Regions from separate parts of the Mus musculus genome. Here region 2 is linked to region 1. Evidence: chromatin contacts called from ENCODE Hi-C or POLR2A ChIA-PET data. All regions are on one chromosome and are shown on one strand. The core of a region is the stretch at or near the end of the contact, and the rest is flanking DNA. Distances in the headings are between cores, read along the strand shown.

Region 1 (7,347 bases), core at 2,248-4,747:
GAAGTGCTTTAAACATGTACTCCTCATACCACAACTCCCTATGCCCAGCTAAGCAGGATTTGACTTTTGCAAATGAGAGAGCTGAGGCACAAAACAGTGGAAGTCACAGAACACGTATGTACGTGTGTGTGTGTGTGTGTGTGTGTTTTATCCCCATGTGTGTAAGCCTGGTACCTGTGAGACCAGAATATGATGCTGGACACACTGGTTATAGACACTTCGTGAACCAGCATGTGGGTGGCTGGCAATTTAATGCAGGTCCTCTGTAAGAAGCACAAGCATTTTTAACTGATGAACCCTCTTTCCGTGTTCTTTTTAATTAAAAGGGTTAATTTTGTGTGTTTGGGTGTTTTGCCTGCATATCTGTCTGCATCTCATGTATCCCTGGCACCCTGGGAGGCTAGAGAGGGAGTCGGGTCCCCTGCACTGTAGTGACACAAAATTGTGAGTCACTGTGTGGGTCCTGAGAATTGAACCTGAGACCCCTGGAAGAGCAGCCAGTTCTCTTTAACTTTTAACCTACCTCTCAAAGGCTCCATCTGTGGTTTTCAGTTTTCTGCCCTGATGCTGAGAATCAAACTGTTAAAACTTAAAACCTTGGGCTCAGCAGTTAAGAACACTGACTTCTTCCAGAGGTCCTGAGTTCAATTTCCAGCAACCACAGGTGGGTCACAACCATCTGTAATGGGATCCGATGCCCTCATCTGGTGTGTCTGAAGACAGTGACAGTGTACATACATACATAAAATCAACAAATCTTAAAAAAAAAAAAAAAAATTCAAAACCTCTAACTTAGTTCCAGAGGATCCAACACCCTCTCTTGACCTCTAGCGGCACTGCAAGCATGTGCAGAGACATGTATGTAGGCAAAACACCCATACACATGAAAATTAATCAATATTTAAAATAAGGAAAACTGCCAAGGAGGTCAGGTGCGATGGATTAGCAGGTAAAGCACTCACTGTGAATGAAGCCGGAGGAGTGTAATCGACAGAACCCAGCTGGTAGAAGGAACCAACTGACCCCTGCAAATCGGCCTGTCTTTCACACCTGTGCCCGGGCGTGCTAAGCACTGAACACAAGTAAGTGTTAGAAAGTACATTTAGAATTGGCAAATTAAAACCCAGTAAAATAAGGAAGAGAAGCACGTATAGAGAGGTGTCCACTGAATTCAGCAATGCACAAAAAGAAACAAGATGGCCAAGAAATTTATTCCTGACATTCAAAGCCGCTACATCTGAAAGTCCATCCACGTTCTCCACCATGTTATGTTTAAAGAGGGGCTGGAGCAATGGCTACGCTGGCAGGAGACACAGGTTGCATTCCTAGCCCCGACATGCTGGCTGACAACTGTGACTCCAGCTCTCTCTCTGGCTTCCACTGGTACCATGGTACAGACACTTGCAGACAAAACAGAAAAGAAAAAGTCTGAAAAAATATATATATATATTTAAAAAGCTAAGGATGGCTGGGCATGGTGGTGCACGCCTTTAATCCCAGCACTTGGGAGGCAGAGGCAGGTGGATTTCTGAGTTCGAGGCCAGCCTGGTCTACAGAGTGAGTTCCAGGACAGCCAGGGCTACACAGAGAAACCCTGTCTAAAAAAAAAAAAAAAAAAAAAAAAAAAAAAAAAAAAAAAAAAGCTAAGGATGCTGAGCCACAAAGGCGACATGTTTACCATGACCACCACCCTAAGGCTTAGGGGCCATTTCAGACGGCCAGAGCCAGAGGTCGGGGAGGAATGAGGTGAGCAGTGCCTTCTCCACATGGACAGGTCAGGGCTGCTGTATTCAGGAGCCCAGCAGCTGTAGCTGCTTACAAAAGACTGGCCTAAGATCAAGCCAGTCATCTTGGCAGCATGTAGGAGAGAGAGGTGCCCAAGCCTCCATCCCTAGCTAAGAAGCTATCAACAGTGGGTGACTCCTGTGGGGGAAGAGTCAGCTTTAAGGTGTGGGCCCTGGTAGGTTGATCACTTTCCATTGGATGATCTCACACCTATAAATATATGGGCATCTCAAATTGGGACTCAGTCATTAAAACGGGGCAGGGGGAAAAGCTGGAGAGAGGATGGATCAGAGCTCTCCCCCAGGACCCTGGTTCAATCTCCAGCACCCACATGGCAGCTTACAACTATTCCTCCAGTCCCAGGAGGATCTGATGTCTTCTGGTCTTCTTGGGAATTGCATGCATATGGTACAGAGACATACATGCAGGCAAAACACTCATAGACATAAAAAGAAAATTTCCAAGGTCTGATTGTTATTTTTTTGAGCCTAGGCTAGCCTCAAATTCTCTGTGTAGTTGAGGCTCATCTTGATTTTTTCCCCCTCAAAACAGCTGTCCTGTCTGTCTTCGAGTCCCCTGAGTGCTGGGAATAAAGACATGTGCCACCATGCCTGGCCCTGGGAGGTTCTTCTGTGGGCCAGGCTGGCAGGAAAGGAAGAGATGCTAGACTCAAATTCAGGGATTTGTGCAAGCTTGGGCTTAGGCAGATATTTTACCAACTGAGTTTCATCTACAGCCTTGACTTTCTTTTTTGGGGGGTGGTGGTGAAACTGTCTTATATAGTCTTACTGGCCCAAATACTATGTAGTACCTTGACCTTCCTGCTTCTTTTACCGCGGCCTCTTGGGTGCTAGAATTATAGGCATGTACTACTGGAGAGGAACAAGAGATTAGTGAAGAGGTTTGTGAGAGAGAAAATTAGGCAAGAGGAGTTTTAGAAAATTGAGAATTTCTCATACCTGTTGAACAATATACATCTAGGGCATAGAAACCCAAGGACATCCACCCATGGGGGCAAAGAACGCCACCTAAACTACGAGTGACGTTGCTGAGCACTGAGAATGCAGAGGTGGGCTCAGGGTGTACCTGTAGAGTGCTTGCTTCGTCTGTCCTGAGATCCATCCCCAGCACCTATTAACAGCGGGCATGCTCAACACATGGAATCCCAGCAGTGGGAAGGCAGAGGCAGGACGATAAACTCACGGTCTGTTTCTGTTCAATACCAGCCTGGATACAGTTCTGGATCTGAAGATAGAAGCTAATTCTTTCATAATCCTTCCCCTCCGGCAAACCACGTACAACAGGAGATCTGCTTGCCTGTGCTAAACCCAGCAAGATGTTGGTTTGGGGATCTTCTCTGCAACCCGGTTGGTGGGCGGAACCTTGCTCAGGTTTTCCACCTGCAGTTGGGTGGTGTTGCAAGGACCTCGTCTGCCGGGAGACATATGGAATACTCAACAGGCCTATGCTGCAGCTGGGTTCTCGATGTAGTGAATGTCTGTGGGTGTCTGTTAAGCTCAGAGGCCCACAGTGGAGCAGCAAGGAAGGTCCCACACGTACAAGCGCCTCTCCGCGCCGGCTTTCGCGCGCTGAGCCGGCCAGCTTCCCCGGAAGCCGCGCGCGCAGGCGCGGTGTGGGGGGTCGCGCCCCCTGGCGGCCAGCGGCGACAGTGCGCAGGGTCCGCCTACTGGTCGCGCGCCGCCGCCTCCGCCGCCGCTTGAGCCCAACATGGCGATGCACAACAAGACGGCGCCGCCGCAGATCCCAGACACCCGGCGGGAGCTGGCCGAGCTGGTTAAGCGGAAGCAGGAGCTGGCGGTGAGTGGCCGAGGCCTGGACGCCGTCCCCACTTGGCCTCGCAGGCAGCTCCGGAGGCGAGGACGGCGGGCAGCCAGGGTCTGGGCGCTCTGGGCGGCCGGGCGCGGCGCGGTTCCCTGCGGCGGCGCGGTTCCCGGCCTGCGCTCAGTGGGGCGGGGCGGGGCGGTGAGGGCGCGGGAAGGGCGAGAGGCAGGAGGCGGGGACGACGCTCAGGTCGGGTTAGCGGTTGGAAAGGAGGCGGCTAGACCCCGGCCTGGAGAAGATGCACGATGGATTCCATGGGCGGCGCGTTTCAATGGCCGGGGAATGTGGTGTATTTGAGGATGCCAAGGAACGGGGCTGGCGGGAGACCCAAGACGCAGCCTAGGGAATTTGGATTGGTGACGCGCACCAGGAGCCGCCGGCACCCTGCTGACTGCCCTGTAGGCTCCCGCCTTTTACGGCGAGCATCCGGGAGGCAAAGCTCACCTGAAGCTGCCCTTCCAGGTTTCCATAGCAACCGGCATCCACTGCGGGCGGCCCTTCCAGAGCTAGCAGGGAGGAAGCAGTTGATGTAGAAGAGATGCTTTTGAAAAGCTGTTCACCCTTCTCGCTGCTGGTAGCAACACATTTAGTGAGTGAGAATGGAGACAGCTCACGGTCTGTCTCATCCCTGCTCGTGACAGCTAGGTTTTGCCTCTGAAGTAGATGCAAAATCTTGCATGTGTGTGCATTTTCTGAGGATAGACTATACATTTCATTCTATTTATAAAGGGGTCCATCACCCCTACACTTCCACAGAAATGGTTCATTGTGGGTAAGCTTGACTTTACAAGTCTGTGACGGAATTTCAGTTTGCTTAATGCTTGTTTTTCCCTGTCCCTGTTTTCATCACCTAGGAAACACTTGCAAACTTGGAGAGACAGATATATGCTTTTGAAGGAAGCTACCTGGAAGACACTCAGATGTATGGCAATATTATCCGTGGCTGGGATCGGTATTTGACCAATCAAAAGTGAGTGTCAAAATCTAGTAGTATTAGCTGAGCACTGGTGGTGCACGCCTTTAATCCCAGCACTTGGGAAGCAGAGGCAGGTAGATTTCTGAGTTCGAGGCCAGCCTGGTCAACAGAGTAAGTTCCAGGACAGCCAGGGCTATACAGAGAAACCCTGTCTGGAAGAAAAAAAAATCTAATAGTATCTCTCCATTTTATCCTCTACTAATATTTGGCTGCAGGATTTTTGTTTTGATTTAAAACATGGTCTTACTATGTAGCCCTGGTTAGCCTGGAACTCACTAAGTAAAGCAGGCTGGCCTCGGATTCACAGATCACATAGCTCTTTCTCCCTCTGACTTCTGACTGATAGATTTAAAGGTATGGACTGTCATGTCCAGCTTGGGACATTTGCTTTTGGCATTTACTCTGCAAGGAGATGGTAGAGCCGTAGTGTGGAATGGGGTCTAAGCTTGAACTTGTACTCTGACGGCTCACGGAGAAACCTTGGGGAAGCCAGTATTTGTGATGAAAGAAAATAGGGCCCATGGTGCAGGGATGTGTGGGTGTAAGTGAAGTACAGCCTGTGACCGAACTGTCTTCCACATTTTCATCAGCCACGCTGTGCCATTACGATCTTTGTTCTACCTCCAAGTTCATTGTTACCACTGTCAGCTCAGTCATGCGATTGTATAAAAATGCCTACGCTTGTGAGGAATTTTTCAAATCTGTAGGAAAACTGAGATGAGAATGTGCATGACCAGTTAGTGTTTTTCCCATGTATTCATGAGTTGCTAACTCACTGTGGGTGCATGCTCTCTCTGAAGTACGAAAACTTCTCTGTGTGCTTAAGAACCTTTTGTTTGGAAATAATTTACAGATGGCGATAGAAAGCTGTACAAACAATAGACATGGCTTGTGTGTGCTTACGTAGTTTTCTCTGATGGTTACGTTTTACGTAACTATAGAGTATCATCAAAATCAGGAAATCAAGATTGGCTGTGTGGGGGTGGGGGTGGGGGTGGGTATGGCATTTTAACGTATGTGTATAACTACAGGATGTGAAACCAGGCCCAGGAGATATTGCTCGGTGAGTAAAGGCGCTTGGTGTACAAGCCTGATGACCGGAGCTCAGTTCCCAGAACCTGTGTTAAAAGGCACAACTGGCAACAGGAGAGATGGCTCAGCAGTTAAGAGCACACACTGCTCTGGCAGAGGACAGGAGTTCGACTCCCAGCATCACTGTTAGGTGCCTTACAGCTACCTGTAACGGAGCCCCAGGGGATTAGACTCTGTCTACTGAACTTTTGGACCATCCCCCACCCCCACCCCCACCCCTGCCATTTAACACACATGTGTAAATGCACGTCTGGAATTTTAGCATATGTGGTGGGATTTGGGGACAGGAGAATCGCTCACTTGGGAAGTTTGCAGGACAGCCTGAACTATGTAGTGCTGTCCAAATAACCAGATTGCCTCTGTCTCAACAAGGTAGAAAGCAAGGGCCACTGGTGGAAAGCTGCCCTCTGATTAGTGTGTGTATAAAGATGCAGACCCATTCCGCCGTCACAGGGTCTCCTCCCTGCTCCTCCTCTGTGGTTACATTGCTGTTTGCCCGTGCTTTCTCTCCCTGCTAACCATTGAAGAGTTAGGCGCTTACACCACGAATCTCTGCCTCTAAATATATTATCAGTTACTTCCTGAGAAGAGCAAGGCATCTCTGCATATAACTCGGATGCTTATAGCTTAAACATTAACACGGATTCCTTCAGATTCCCTTGGTTGGCCCCACAATGCTTTGCTACTCTTTTTTTGATCCTGGATCCAGTGGCTTTCGGCAGTTATGTCTCATTAATATTTTGTTGTTGTTTGTTTGTTTGTTTGGAGACAGGGTTTCTCTGTGTAGACCAGGCTGGCTTCTGACTCACAGAGATCCACATGGCTCTGCCTCCCGAGTGCTGGGACTGTAGGTGAATGTCCTCGTGGCCTGCAGGCTCCTGCTTTAAGGGCTCTGTTCTTTGTCCATTGCTGCAGGGGCTACAGCGCAGGGCGCTGAGCATGCTGGGCAAGTGCTCTGCTGCTGAGCTGAACCCCCAGTCTGAGTCCCAGCTTGTGACCCTCTGGTTCTGTACCTCTGTCTTATTGGGTGACACGTTGTTGGGTGGTCCTATGATAGCTCTGCTGTAAAAGTTCATTTCTTTTTTTTTAAGAATTATTTATTTTATGTATGTGAGTACACTGTAGCTGTCTTCAGACACACCAGAAGAGGGCATCAGACTCCATTACAGATGGTTGTGAGCCACCGTGTGGTTGCTGGGATTTGAACTCGGGACCTTCGCAAGAGCAGTCGCTGCTCTTAACCGCTGAGCCATCTCTCCAGCCCAGGTTCATTTCTTCATATTGGCTAGACAGTTTAGTGAGTACAGGTGCCTGTGGACAAATCCGACTACCAGAGCTCTGCTCTGCCTCTTCTGTGCTGGGATTAAAGGCACGCAGCACCCCACACAGCTGTACGCACTTTAAACAATTTACTTATTTATTTTATGTATATAGGTATTGTGCCTGTGTGTATGTCTGTGTACCACGTGTGGCCTAGTGCCCTTGGAGGCCAGAGGATAACATCTGATCCCTTGGGACTGGAGTTACAGACAATTGTAAGCCTCCATGTAGGTGCTGAGAATCAAACCTGGGTCCTCTGCAAGAGCAGCCAGTGCTTTTAACTGCTGAGCCATCTCTCCAGCCCTCATTTTATTTTATTTTTTCATAGTCAT
Region 2 (7,347 bases), core at 3,536-6,035, 38 kb after region 1:
CTGCAACCCTGGTTCCTTGGACACACAGCAGATCTGGAAGGAGGAGCCTGTGTGCAAGCACCCAAGGGCTCCCTCACCTACTTGGATCACACCGCCCTCTGTGGCCCTGATCAAATCGTTTCCCTGTTTCCTACCCTCAATTCTTGTCATCAGAGAAAAGAGGAACAGCTTCATCCCTGCTGTCGCCCGCCCCGGCACCCCTCTACCCAGCTGAAGCCACAGGGCTCTGTGCCGTTACACTTCTTCCTGCAGCTGTCACCTGCTACCTTGCCTCCTATTAAGGTTCAGCTCCAAGGGACCAACTGCTTCTGGGAACCCTCCTTTCTGAGGACAGGGAGTGACATCTGCCCTACTGGCCTCCTGTCACCCCAGAGCAGCTCTACCCACCAGGCACAGTAAGGACAACTTCCTCTCAAAACGACTGGCAATAGCTTTTTTTTTCTTTTAAATTTCTCTCTTTTTTAAAAGATTTATTATTGTATGTAAGTACACTGTAGCTGTCTTCAGACACCCCAGAAGAGGGCACCAGATCTCATCACAGATGTTTGTGAGCCACCATGTGGTTGCTGACATTTGAACTCAGGACCTTCAGAAGAGCAGTCGGTGCTCTTAACCACTGAGCCATCTCTCCAGCCTGCCTGGCAATAGCCTTTATTTTGTCAACCTTTTTCATTTAAAATATTTAAATCTCGCCTCTGTACACAGCATACATGTGTCCTCCCACCCATGGGAGGTGTGGAAACAGAGGGCCTTGGAGCCCTGGTTGGGGGGGGGGTGTGTAGGTGGACAGAGCGGGCAGGGGAGGGGCTTAAAGAAGCATCTTGCTTACTAACATGAAGCCTCATGCCCTGTGAACAGGGATGAGGCCGCATTGGCTTGAGGGGGCCTCAGAGAGCAGGCACATGGTGCCTAACTAGCCGGTGGTGCCGGCGTCCCAGGGACAGGGTGGAAGGTGGGGTCCAGCTCAGGCCTCTGCTCCCCCATGCCTCCCACCCGGCCCTCTGAGAAAAAAAAAAGAGGGTTTGGGCATCAGCCACGGATGGACGGCCTGACCGGCAGCGTCTCCTTAAATGACAGAGATACAATGTGTATCAACAGGGTGATCACTTCTGACCTGTGCGGGACGGGTTGGGGTGCCGCGGGGCCAGAACCAATCCTATGGTATCTTTGGTTTGAGGATTCCCTTGCCTGCTTCACTTGTCCTTCTGTCCAGCTTCCAGGGTAGGCCAGGCAGGGGCTGGGGACCGCTATCTGTGATGCCCGACAGCCCCTTGCGCCACCTTCTGGCTTACTCACTGAGGTGCTGGGACTTGTAAGACAGGATCTCTGCGGCCAGCTGCTGCGGATCCAGCAGCTGTGGGAAGCGTCTCATTACAGCTTCTACCAGGTGTGGGGGGAAGACACCACACAGCTTGGTATATACACCAGCCCTTTCTTTGGCCAGGTCACCCACCCTGCCCCAGGGGCCCCCACCAGCCCCGGGGCTGGGTCTCTGGGGCTCCTGAAGGACAGGAGTGGGTGGGGGTAATGGGTACGGCTCAGACCAGTACTCTCTGGATGGGTAGGTGGGTGGCGGGGGCACATAGTCGGTGGGGACACTGAAGTGGCCAGCACCCATGGCTGGTCTAAAAGGAGAAAAGGAAGGTGCTGCTGGGACCTTGGATCCATAGCTGTGATAACCTGCATAGGGGCCCCGAGTGGGGCCCGACTCCCCAGGGCTGCCTCCTCGCACGCCCCATAATTCTGACATCTGGCTCTCCAGGGAACCAATGCCTGAATCAAGGCACTCCTGGGAGGTGTATGGGAGTGAGTCCTGGGTGTGTGCAAGCCACTCTGTGGGCCCAAAGCTGCCCCCACTAACAGGGAGGCTCCTGCCAGCTGGAGCACAGGTCTGCGGTGAGCCTTCTCGGTGGGGACCCGGAGATGACCTGGCACCCAGCTTTTTCCCATCCAGGCTGCCTGGTTCAGCCTCTAGGGACACAGAGCTGGACTGAGAGGCAGGGGAAGGCCTCTGGCTACTTTTGTCCTTGACTGGAGTCCTGGGAGGTGAGAGGAGAGCGTTGGCACGGAGCTCATCGGCCACAGAGCGCTGGGGACGGCTTGGCCGCTCAGGGTGGAAAAATCGGCACTTGATTCCATACGTACATTTCTTCCCTGCAAGAACAGAGAGGGTGTCTAAATGGGGTCAGAGCGAGGACGAGGCACAGACTTGGGATTCAGGTGGTCTAGAACAGGGGGTCCCCACAAGGAAGCCACGGGCGGGCCTAAGTGGGATGGGACAGGCAAGAGGAAAGGTAGGGTAAGTAAGACTATTGAGGACAGAGCTGGGTCTCACCATAGGGGCATGGCTGCTTCCTGTGCTCAGAAGGCAGTGGTTTCTTACGAAGGAAGTTGTCCAGGCTAGGCCCATGCCGTCCTAAAGGGTCGTCAGGGGGCATGAACCTGTGGTAGGTGAAGCAGAACGCTCAGGAAACAGAAGTCGTGAAGAGGAACCAAGGAAAGGGTTAGATAGCCAGCTCCCAAGATGCTTGTCTGCAGGATGCCCCTAAAGTCTTCTGAGTTTGCAGTTGGGTCACCCCAGAGGAGGAGGGGATCCCTCAGTCCAGAGGGTATAGGCCAGGGTCGCCTTCGGGGCACTCCCTAGGCTGGGAACTATGAGGCTATCAGGAAGGCTAAGTGTATCTTGGGATGTGTGTGGCCATAGACCTTCTTGAGAGAGCCACCTAGGAACGAATTGGTTCTGTCTCGGGCCAGCTTCAACTCCCAGGCTCCCTATCAAAAAGTTCCACTGTCCCTAGCCTTCTCCCTGCAACTCATGTCACCCCGAAAGCTGCAGCCCAGCCTGTGGGCCCAGCAGAGCCAGTCCCCAGCAGTAACGTACTTGTCATTGACGAAGGAGTACATGAGCAGCCGCTCCTCGATGAAGCGTTTCCACTCCTGCCTCTCGCCTTGGAGGTCTCGGTACGTGTCATTGGAGACCACCACTCCGTCGGATTCGAAGGCCAGCTTCACAATGAAGCGGTCATCATAGCACACCACGCGCTTGCCGCCGACCCGCCTGGATGGCGTGAACACCAAGATCTTCTTTTTCTCTAGTTCCCGAAGGATGTGCTGGTCTGGGGGATGAGCAGAGCTGCAGGTCAGGGCCCATTGGAGACCCTAAGATGGACCCACAGGGTCCCATGGCTCACAGTGGCCGGGATGAGAGGCTGTTCACACCAGTTCCAAGAGGACGGAAACCAGCTGTGTGAAAACCAAGTGCATCTCTATGCAGGGCCATCACATTCAGCAAGAGTGCGGAGCCAAGAGTGGCTCTTCCTACTTCCCCTCCGACCTGTGTGCCTTGCCTGTACCACAGGGGTCCAGGAAGAAGTGTCTTGGCCCTGTCCTCTACACACTCAAAACAACACTCCCAGCTCTGTTCAGAAAAGGCCTAGAAGCCCCTAGCATGGCCCTGATTTGCAGACTTCTTTATTTTTTTTTTAAAATGTAGTCTATGGTTTTTATCTAAGCCAACCTTATTTTTTTTTCTTAATAATTTATTTAGAGTACTCTGTAGCTCAGACACACCAGAAGAGGGCATCAGATCCCATTACAGATGGTTGTCAGCCACCGTGTAGTTCCTGGGATTTGAACTCAGGACCTCTGGAAGGGCAGTCAGTGTTCTTAACCACTGAGCCATCTCTCCAGCCTATGCAGACTTCTTAAAAAGCTGCCTCTTGTCACTCCCTCCTCCTCAAGGTGGGGGCTTTCATGAGAGCAATGGTCGCAGCTGGGCATTCACACTATGCCGAGCTTTCACACTGCACTGAGTTAAGCACTTCTGTACCATTCTCAACTGCTCCTTCAGCAGTGTTTGGAGGATGCCACCTCTACCCTGTCCCATTTCACAGATGGAAGAGCCCACAGCTAATGTCTACTTGAAGCCCTTACCTGAGTAACTTAGGGCCAAGCCCTTTACCCTGTCTTCTTGGCCCAGCACCCACAATTTCAAATATGAAGCTACACTGTCCCTCTGCCACCGGGGATGTTGAAGAAGGGACACCCCACTCCAATAGGATCAGGAAGGCATCCCAAAGCGACACAAGGTGACTTCCAGCCATTTCCTGCCTGAACTGGGCTGCTGAAAGCAACAAGAATTGAAAAAGACAGGCTGGTCCTCATTACAGTTTAGAAGGTGCTGACCCTATTTAAGGACCCTTTGGGGAAGCACCAGGGTCCCTAGTAGAGTGAGGCTATCCTACTTCCAGAGGGCATACATACCTGTGATAGGCACATCTGGTCGAGGCTGTTCCTTCCTCCAAGATGGCACAAACACGGTAATATCTGTGTGGCCTCGCTCCAGAAACCAGTTCACAGCCAGCAGAATGCCCCGGCAAGAGAAGACTTCCTTGTTCCCATGGCTGGCAGAGGAGGGAAAGGTTAGCTCACAGAGTAGCCAGTCTGTATGTAGTCAGTCCGGTCAGAGCAAAAGTAAGAAGGGAGCCACAATCTAGCCCTGCTTGGCCTTGCTGGGCAACTGTAGGACTCAGCCCATGGCCCTCTGCCAGTAGGGCCTAAGGTCTTGTCCCTGGGCCGGTTCCCACAGTGCCTGATGGCCAGCCCCTGGAAGGGACTTTCCCTAAGATTCCATCTCCTAAAAGCGTGGATCCACCCAGGAATCTAGCCACACTGGCTCCCCACGTAGAGGGGGAGGGTCGGGCCATTTGCAACATACCTGGGGGTGGGGAAAAGTGATGGGAGACTTGGGGATCCTGCCCCACCCAAGCTGCAGGGACCACGGGGACGTGGATGTGCACATGCAGGCTGAGTCACCTCTTTCCCTCAACACTACACAGCAAGGAGGCACCAGCAAGGGAGGCGGGGGAGGGAGGCACCGGCCATGTTAAGCAGGAGAAACCAGACTGTTGAGGATTAAAGTTCAGTCTGCATGAGGTCTCAGGGGCACGGGGAGCGTCCTTCCACAAGGGGTCAGGAAATAACAGCACCAGGAGCTTTTCCGTGTGAAAGTGAAAGGCCACCTCTTTTCCTCTTAAGAGGCCTGTTCCCTGCAAAGACTGCCCTGCCCCTCCCTGCCCTCCCCTACCCCCCGCCCCAGGGAGGGCGTGACCCCTGGCAGATGATGGGCAGGAAATTACTGGGGAACTCTGCTCACAGGAGGGCTGGGGCATCAGGCCCTGGCCTTGTTCTATCTAAACACGGCTTTCCTCGGAAGCAGCCTAGCTGCTTGCCCTGGTCTGTGTCTCTGCCCACAAGCTTGGTGGACAGCTTTTGCAGACAAGCTCTTTCACCCCAGGGACACAGAGCTCCCTAAGGCTTGAGGCCAGAGGCGCTGGCAAGGTGGATTTTCTGGGAGTGCTGAAGGAGGACTGGAGCTTGGGGCTCCCTCCCCAGAAAGCCCTGCCTCTTGTTACTCTGGGGAGAGTGAGCGACTCAGACTCATATTTGGCAAATAAAACAGAATACATGTTACGCAAAAGAGGCAAGTCCATGGCAGACCACATCCTGTGGGTGGCTTTGGGGGAGCGATAGCTTGAGCCCCAAGAGAACAGAGTGGGAATGGACACTATCTCAGGGCAAGGCTCCAAGGTCTAGCTAGAGGTCTCTGAGTTGGAGAGGAAGAAAGCCCACCCCAAGGGAGCCCTCGCGCCCTCCTGGTCCCAGGCGGCTTGCTCATAAGTCGGTTAACATTCACAGGGAGCTGCAAACCTGGCCATTCCGCGCTCTACACGGAATCATCAGCAAGCAAAACCAGAAGTACACTGCCTCCGCTCCTGTGGTCCAGAGAGGGTAACTTAGTAGTCACTAGGGTCACACAGTAGCCAGTGATCAGAACTACCCTGTTGTTGCTTAGGTACCAACAGCCCTGATAGGTGGGAAAGGCACGGAGTCCACCTTGACCATCACTCTGTCTAGAAAGGAAGACTTCCGTCACTTGGACAAGTTCCCTGGCTACTGCCAAGTGGTGAAAACTGAACCAGGGAGTGGGGCTACTGGTTGGAGCGCTGGCTGTCCCTTACAGAAGACCCAAAGTTCATGTGGGAGAAGAGCAGTTTCTGAACTCAATTATCAATGATGGTGTGTGTTCTGCATATGGAGAGGGAGATGCCTCCCCGCCCCACAGACAGAGAAATGATGAGCCATTTGCTGCCAATTCTTCTCTTCTTTCTGGAAGCCAAGTGATATGTCAAAACCTCCGAGAACCCCTCCCCACTCCACCCCACCCCACCTCCGCACCTGCCAGGGCAGGGCCCAGTCTGGGGCTTCACAATGCCCACTGCTGTCCCATCACACTGCCTCGCTCAGGTGTGAGGTAAGCATCTGCCCCATGGCTCGCTGTCCTGAGCGTGCAGTGTCCACATGTGGACTCACGAGCCCTCCCTGGACCAGCAAAGACAAGTTGGAGGATCTCAAGACGCCAGGGTGCTTAGGCTGTATACCGCCTGTGGGCATTTAAAACCCAGGTTGGGGACACGTCTGCCCTCAGCAGTGCTGGCACTGGGACAGTTCCCTCAGCAGGTAGTCAGAGCCCTATTCTTGGCAGGGAGAGCCCTTGAGGCCTGAGGCCCAGACCGCCTGGACAGCTCATTCAGCTCACTGCAATGCAGGAAGCCTGGTTGGCCTAGGAAAACCAACTTCCTCCCACCCACAGAGTCCTGCTGGTCCACAGTTCAGGGCCCCCCACCCTGACAGGGCCGTGACTCTGGAAAGCTCCCATTCCTGCCCAAGGACAAGGCAGGGCTAGCCTCCCCAGGTGGAGAGAACAACCTGGGCTGGGCCTAACTCCTGTGGAGGAAAATTCCCTTAGAAGGAAACAGAGGTGAATTTCCCCACGATTTGCATATGGTGGGGGTTAGCCGGCCTGCCCTTGTGTGTGTCTGTGTGTGTGTGTGTGTGTGTGTGTGTGTGTAGCAGCAGGGTAGGAACCAAGCAGCTGCTGAGACAGGAAGTGTGAGGCTGGAATTCCCCTTCCGTGGCCACCCTAGCTCAGAAACCCCCAGCAGATAGGCAGGCAGGCAAGAGGGCAGACAGTGGCTGTCTGTCTCTTTGGTATCAGCTCTCTTGAACCCCTCCACTACTGCCCCTCCTCCCACCCAGGCCCCTCCTCCTCCTGCCCAGAAACAAATACCCAGAGCACATGGCTGCCCACAAGACTCCTAACACCCAGCCTAGGACTCTCAGGGGAAGTCAGACCCCCCTCCTAATTCAGGACCTCAGAGAGAACTCGAGACTCGGAAGGTAACCAGTTGACCCTTCTGCCCTCTGGCAGAGAAGCCAGCATTTCTCAGCCTTCCAGCCCAGGATCGGCCCATTTTAAAGATGTGACAACAGACCCAAAGGTGGTAG

Evidence for each region. Hi-C counts contacts between places; a loop is a spot of excess contacts on that map. ChIA-PET counts read pairs that join two places held with the same protein, here RNA polymerase II (POLR2A).
Region 2: a map of heart shows a loop between it and region 1 (2.7-fold over the local background). The contact joins the enhancer-like site here to the promoter of Meaf6 in region 1. A Hi-C loop is called at or near these places in 1 of 37 maps with a recorded cell type or tissue (heart). POLR2A ChIA-PET finds 5 or more read pairs at or near these places in 3 of 5 experiments (Patski and embryonic stem cell).

Annotation. Positions count from the first base shown.
Region 1 is chr4:125,081,664-125,089,010 of GRCm38, forward strand. It overlaps Meaf6 (MYST/Esa1-associated factor 6), which reads left to right and starts at 3,498. Exons shown (of 8, transcript NM_001374123.1): 1 at 3,498-3,603; 2 at 4,482-4,597. The coding sequence starts at 3,514.
Region 2 is chr4:125,117,991-125,125,337 of GRCm38, forward strand. Zc3h12a (zinc finger CCCH type containing 12A) reads right to left here. Exons shown (of 6, transcript NM_153159.2): 3 at 4,264-4,403; 4 at 2,882-3,116; 5 at 2,336-2,442; 6 at 424-2,154. The coding sequence ends at 1,289. Among named protein-coding and RNA genes, the nearest start is that of Zc3h12a, 6.2 kb to the right of the region's middle. Within about 2 kb of position 4,786, at least 1 of the 3 ENCODE cell types and tissues checked has a DNase peak (open chromatin) inside an H3K27ac peak, as active enhancers do; it is heart, where a contact is called at or near this core.